2 separate regions of the Homo sapiens genome follow, and region 1 is linked to region 2. A link is an interaction called in ENCODE POLR2A ChIA-PET data of the cell type or tissue named here. Cell type or tissue: B cell. All regions are shown on one strand.

Region 1 (2,500 bases), 82 kb after region 2:
CATGAGGGTTCACTCTTAGTGTTGTGTATTCTATCGGTTTGAACAAATGTATCATGGCATATATCCACCATTATAGTATACACAGTATATTCACTGTTCTAAAAATCCTCTGTGGGTCTGAAAGGTTTATGTTGTTCTGGTTTTTGGTTTTTGGTTTTGGGTTTTTTTTGGGGGAGGGTGGGGGTGGAGGGCAGGGTCTCACTCTGTCACTCAGGCTGGAGTGCAGTGGTGTGATCATAGCTCATGGCAGCCTCAACCTCCCAGCTCGAGCAATCCTCCCACCTCAGCCTCCTGAGTAGCTGAGAGACTACAGGCACACACCACCACACCCAGATTGGTTTTTTTTTTTTTTTTTTTTGAGACGGTCTCACTCTGTCACCCATGCTGGAGTACACTGGCACAATCCTGGCCCACTGCAATCTCCACCTCCTGGGTTCAACCAATTCTCCTGGCTCAGCCTCTGGAGTAGCTGGGACTACAGGTGGGTGCTACCATGCCCGGCTAATTTTTGTATTTTTAGTAGAGACGGGGTTTCACCATGTTGGCCAGGCTGGTCTCGAACTCCTGACCTCAAGTGATCCATCTGCCTTGGCCTCCCAAAATGCTGGTATTACAGACATGAGCCACTACACCTGGCCTTAATTTTTATTTTTTGTAGAGATGGGATCTTGCTGTTACCAAGGCTGGTCTCTAACTCCTGGGCTCAAGGGATCCTCCTGCCTGAGCCTCCCAAAGTGCTGGGATTAGAGACCTAAACCACTGCCCCGGTCCAGGTCTGAAACTTTTTAAAGGAGAGTACCACTTGTTGACCCCTTTCCTTTTGATACTGGGAAGGGAGTGCTTAAGTGGGGGATGCCTCCTTTCTCAATGCAAAGAGGAGACTCTTACTAGTATATTTAGGGGTAATGGTTGCCTTTTGCCAAATGAAAGTTTGTGTCTACCGTCTGGGGAGACATAAACACAGCCACCAATAAGCACTGTGATTACAGCCAGAAAGGCCTGGTCCTGAGGCTAATTACACTGGAGAAGTCTGAATGTGCCCCAGGGACTGGAGAAGTCCCACCTTCTTCTTGACTACTTCTGCCAGATGTCTGTGGGGTCTCCAAGATAACCAGGCCCCTCTTTTTGTTTCACTAATGACTGCCTCTTTAGGACCTTGGCTCTGCTTGAGCGGGACCTGGAAACCTATTTACCAACCACTTTATAGGCGGAGCTTGCAGTGAGCCAAGTTCACGCCACTGCACTCTAGCCTGGGCGACAGAGCAGAACTCCGTCTCAAAAAAAAAAAAAAAGAAAGGAAAAGAAAAAGAAATTAGGCAATTTGCCTAAAACCACATAACTGTGAGTGGCAGGGGCACATGGCTGTGAGGTTTGTCTCCTAAGCCCTTGGGGTTAGGTTTGTCTAACCTGTTAAGGCAGGTTTGTCTCCAAAGCCCTTGGAGCTTTCCTTACATTACACCACCTTTCCGAAGTTGCTAGAGATGCACAAGATGAGGTTGCAGTCAGGAAAACTCAGTTCAATGCATGACCTAGTAAAACAGCCAGTGCTGGAAAGTTCAGGAGAGGAGGGTGAATTTCTTGTCCTTAAAGTCCCTGCACAGCCCTACAGGGTGACAGCAAAGTCCTTGGTTGGCCATCTCCCCTTAGCCTGGACATTGGACCCTTGACACCATGTTGAAGGCCAGTGACCCACAAGGCTGCTGGCTGCCCACCCCGCCTGCCTCCTGCCTTGGAATTCTAAAAAGCAATTGAAACAATCAAGTATTGATGTCAAGTTAGGGGAAAAATCATGCATTTCCAAACTGAAATTCAAAGTTAGTCCTTCTGAGACAGGTAAAGGAAGGGTATATGGAAATTGTCTGAGATAGCAGTTGTTCCCCCTAATTCTGCCTTAGTCTCTCAGCTGCTAACAGAAGTCCGCAGAACTGTAAGGAATTTTTTTTTTTTGAGACAGAGTCTCGCTCTGTCACCCAGGCTGGAGTGCAGTGGCACGATCTCGGCTCACTGCAAGCTCCGCCTCCCCGGTTCACGCCATTCTCCTGCCTCAGCCTCCCGAGTGGCTGGGACTACAGGCACCCGCCACCGCGCCCGGCTAATTTTTTTTTTTTTGTATTTTTGGTAGAGAGGGGGTTTCACCGTGTTAGCCAGGATGGTCTTGAACTCCTGACCTCGTGATCTGCCTGCCTCGGCCTCCCAAAGTGCTGGGATTACAGGTGTGAGCCACTGCGCCCGGCCTGTAAGGAACTTTTGATCAGACCCCATGGCTGGCCTCGGTCTTCCCTCAGTGAATCCCTGAGAAGAGTGTTGGTCTCTTAGCTCTGCCCCTAGAAAGATCTAAAATAATCTCGAATCTAGAATGACCTCATTTCTACCCGTCTCTGCCAGAGTCCAGAAATGTTCAGCTGCTATCTCTCTTCAGCCTCAAATCCCTAACCCTGGGGTGATTCACTCCTGAAACAGAGTAGATAATTTAATCCAGGAAAACTCTCTCTTTCTAGGA
Region 2 (2,500 bases):
CATAGCCTTATTAACTACATAGCTCAAATCCATAAAAATACAAATAAACCATGTTCTTTGTGGAGAATGACTTACCCAAATTGTCCACAGTCACTGGTGGATACTGTGAAAACTGGAGCCAATATCTGGGCACCTGCTTCCTTACTAACCACTTAATGCTCATTGCTAGTCACAGAGTGGCCCAAAAAGCTGGGCCAAAGAAAGGGAAGATAAAATAATTCTTGTCATTGTGACTATACAAACTGTATAGAGTCCATATAATTAGGAAGCATAAAAATCATACAGTAAAGCAAGCACTATTTATTATATTTCATAACAGTAAAATTTCCCTTGTTTCAATTCCCTTCTCAATTTTGGACCGCAGGAACATTTTGTGCCACAGTGAAATCCTAAAATGACAGAAAAACATTGGGGTTAAGAAGTGTTTTTAGTCAGATGAGTTCTGAGTTGGGCAGCAATGAAGTTAAACACTGGCAGGCAATGGCATCTCTCCTTCATGCCTGTCCCCACGCTTTGTTGACAAGTTGGGGTGCAAATAAATGTGTGTTGCTGTGTTCTACTTGAAACATTTGACAAGGACCTTTTCTTTGAAAATCACAATTGCAAACAAAAGTCTAACCTGAGATAAAGAGAGATTAAAATGGCGAAGAACCATCTTGAAATCACAGATACCACCCTCCAGTTCTAACAAAATAATTTGTTTTCTATGGAGGTTAGGGAAGAAAACTTCCCAAACAGATGTAATGAGATACTTTGTAGAGAAAACATGAAGCTAAGACAGTGAAATGTTGGGTGGTGTTCTATAACCCAGAAGTCTGTCCCCTGCTGTTTGTCTTACTTTTTTCTTTATGCTTATATTTTAACTACTCACCGTATCCTCTTTCACAGACCCTACAGAATTGGTGACCAAAGAGGCCATCTGCTTTCCAAGAAAATCACTAGTAAATTGCCCAGTATTTAAAGATACCTAACCCCAGGCCAGGCGCCGTGGCTCACACCTATAATCCCAGCACTTTGGGAGGCCAAGGTGGGTGTATTACTTGAGCTCAGGAGTTCAATACCAGCCTGGCCAACATGGCAAAACCCTGACTCTACTAAAAGTACAAAAATTAGCCAGGCATAATAACACACACCTGTAATCCCAGCTACTTGGGAGGCTGAGCCAGGAGAATAGCTTGAACCCCAGAGGCGAAGGTTGCAGTGAGCCAAGATCACGCCACTGTACTCCAGCCTTGGCAACAGAGCAAGACTGTCTCAAAATAAAATAAAAGAATAAAGATACCACACAGGAGTAGCTTCCAAAACTCAGCTCTCTTTTTTTCTCTGGATTGACAACCAGTTGGAGCCGCCATTAAAGAAAGTACACAAATTCTAAAATCCTGGTGTTTAAATCTAACATATTTCCTATGTTAGCTGGCCGATAAGTTTGGAAATGTATATTTAATGTATCTCCACAGAAGCTATTTGCATGTCCAAGAACGTGACAACCTATGAAGGTGTTTACTTCATAGGCAGAGCAAAGTTTCAGACCATCTAACTATGCAGCATAGTTTATGTAATTCCCTCGCCTTTCAGAGGCTTTTTCAAATCTTGTGTTCACCAGGGTAAAACAGCACCAATTCAATGTCTACAAGATCAGACTACAGAATAGGAAAATCAAAACATTAAATTAGGTGTTAGACTAAATTTCACTGTGCTTTAGGGTAGATATCACCAATGGACAAGGATCTCTGCTTTTATGATTATGTAGGTTAATGGCCTGACCAAACCAATGGTCTTTAGTTTCCATTTTGGCTGCAGAGCAGTTTAAGTACAGGGCCTTGTCTTGCCATTCTACCTTATATCCCTGTGTTGACATCAAGGGGACCCATTTCAAAGAGAATATTGGTTTACTATTTCAGAGTATATACTTATGAACATGAAACTCATTCTTAATATAAAAGGAAATGGAGAGTGCCAATTTCCTTTGGATGAGATTTGAGCTAAGAACAGGAGGAAGGGTCAGGTGTGGTGGCTCACGCCTGTAATCCCAACACTTTGGGAGGCCAAGGCGGGCAGGCAGATCACTTGAGATCAGAGGTTTAAGGCCAGCCTGGCCAACATGGTAAAACCCTGTCTCTACAAAAACATACAAAAATTAGCCAGGCATGGTGGCACACACCTGTAGTCCCAGCTACTCAGGAGGCTGAGGCAGGAGAATCACTTGAACCTGGGAGGCAGACGTTGCAGTGAGCCAAGATTGTACCATTTGCACTCCAGCCTGGGTGAAAGAGTGAGACCCTGTCTCAAAAAAAAAAAAAAAAAGGAGGAAGAGCTGGCATTAATCCAGCTAGAAAACCTACCCACTGATAGGAAAACTGTGATGTTGGTCAAGTCCTTTATTCCGTTAGGTCTCTGTGTAAAGAGGGCTGCAATAACTTCCTTCTTATATTAACACTCAAAAGAAAATTTATAAAACAATATAGTCCATTTATTAGAGCAAAAAATGAATGGGGGCTGA

What was found. Peaks named below come from ENCODE experiments on the same cell type or tissue, not always from the same donor. Only the 100,000 strongest peaks of a DNase experiment are listed, where the experiment ranks them.
Region 1: POLR2A ChIA-PET joins it to region 2 with 5 read pairs; 4 of 35 experiments call an interaction of 5 or more read pairs at or near these places.

The regions. Positions count from the first base shown.
Region 1 is chr18:59,861,151-59,863,650 of GRCh38, reverse strand. No RefSeq gene overlaps it. Among named protein-coding and RNA genes, the nearest start is that of PMAIP1, 38 kb to the left of the region's middle. In B cell, no CTCF peak of the experiment used is centred here; a DNase peak (open chromatin) is centred at 1,260; H3K4me3 peaks cover 411 bases.
Region 2 is chr18:59,943,649-59,946,148 of GRCh38, reverse strand. All of the region lies in intron 2 of LOC105372151 (a long non-coding RNA gene), which reads right to left. Among named protein-coding and RNA genes, the nearest start is that of PMAIP1, 45 kb to the right of the region's middle. In B cell, no CTCF peak of the experiment used is centred here; no DNase peak of the experiment used is centred here.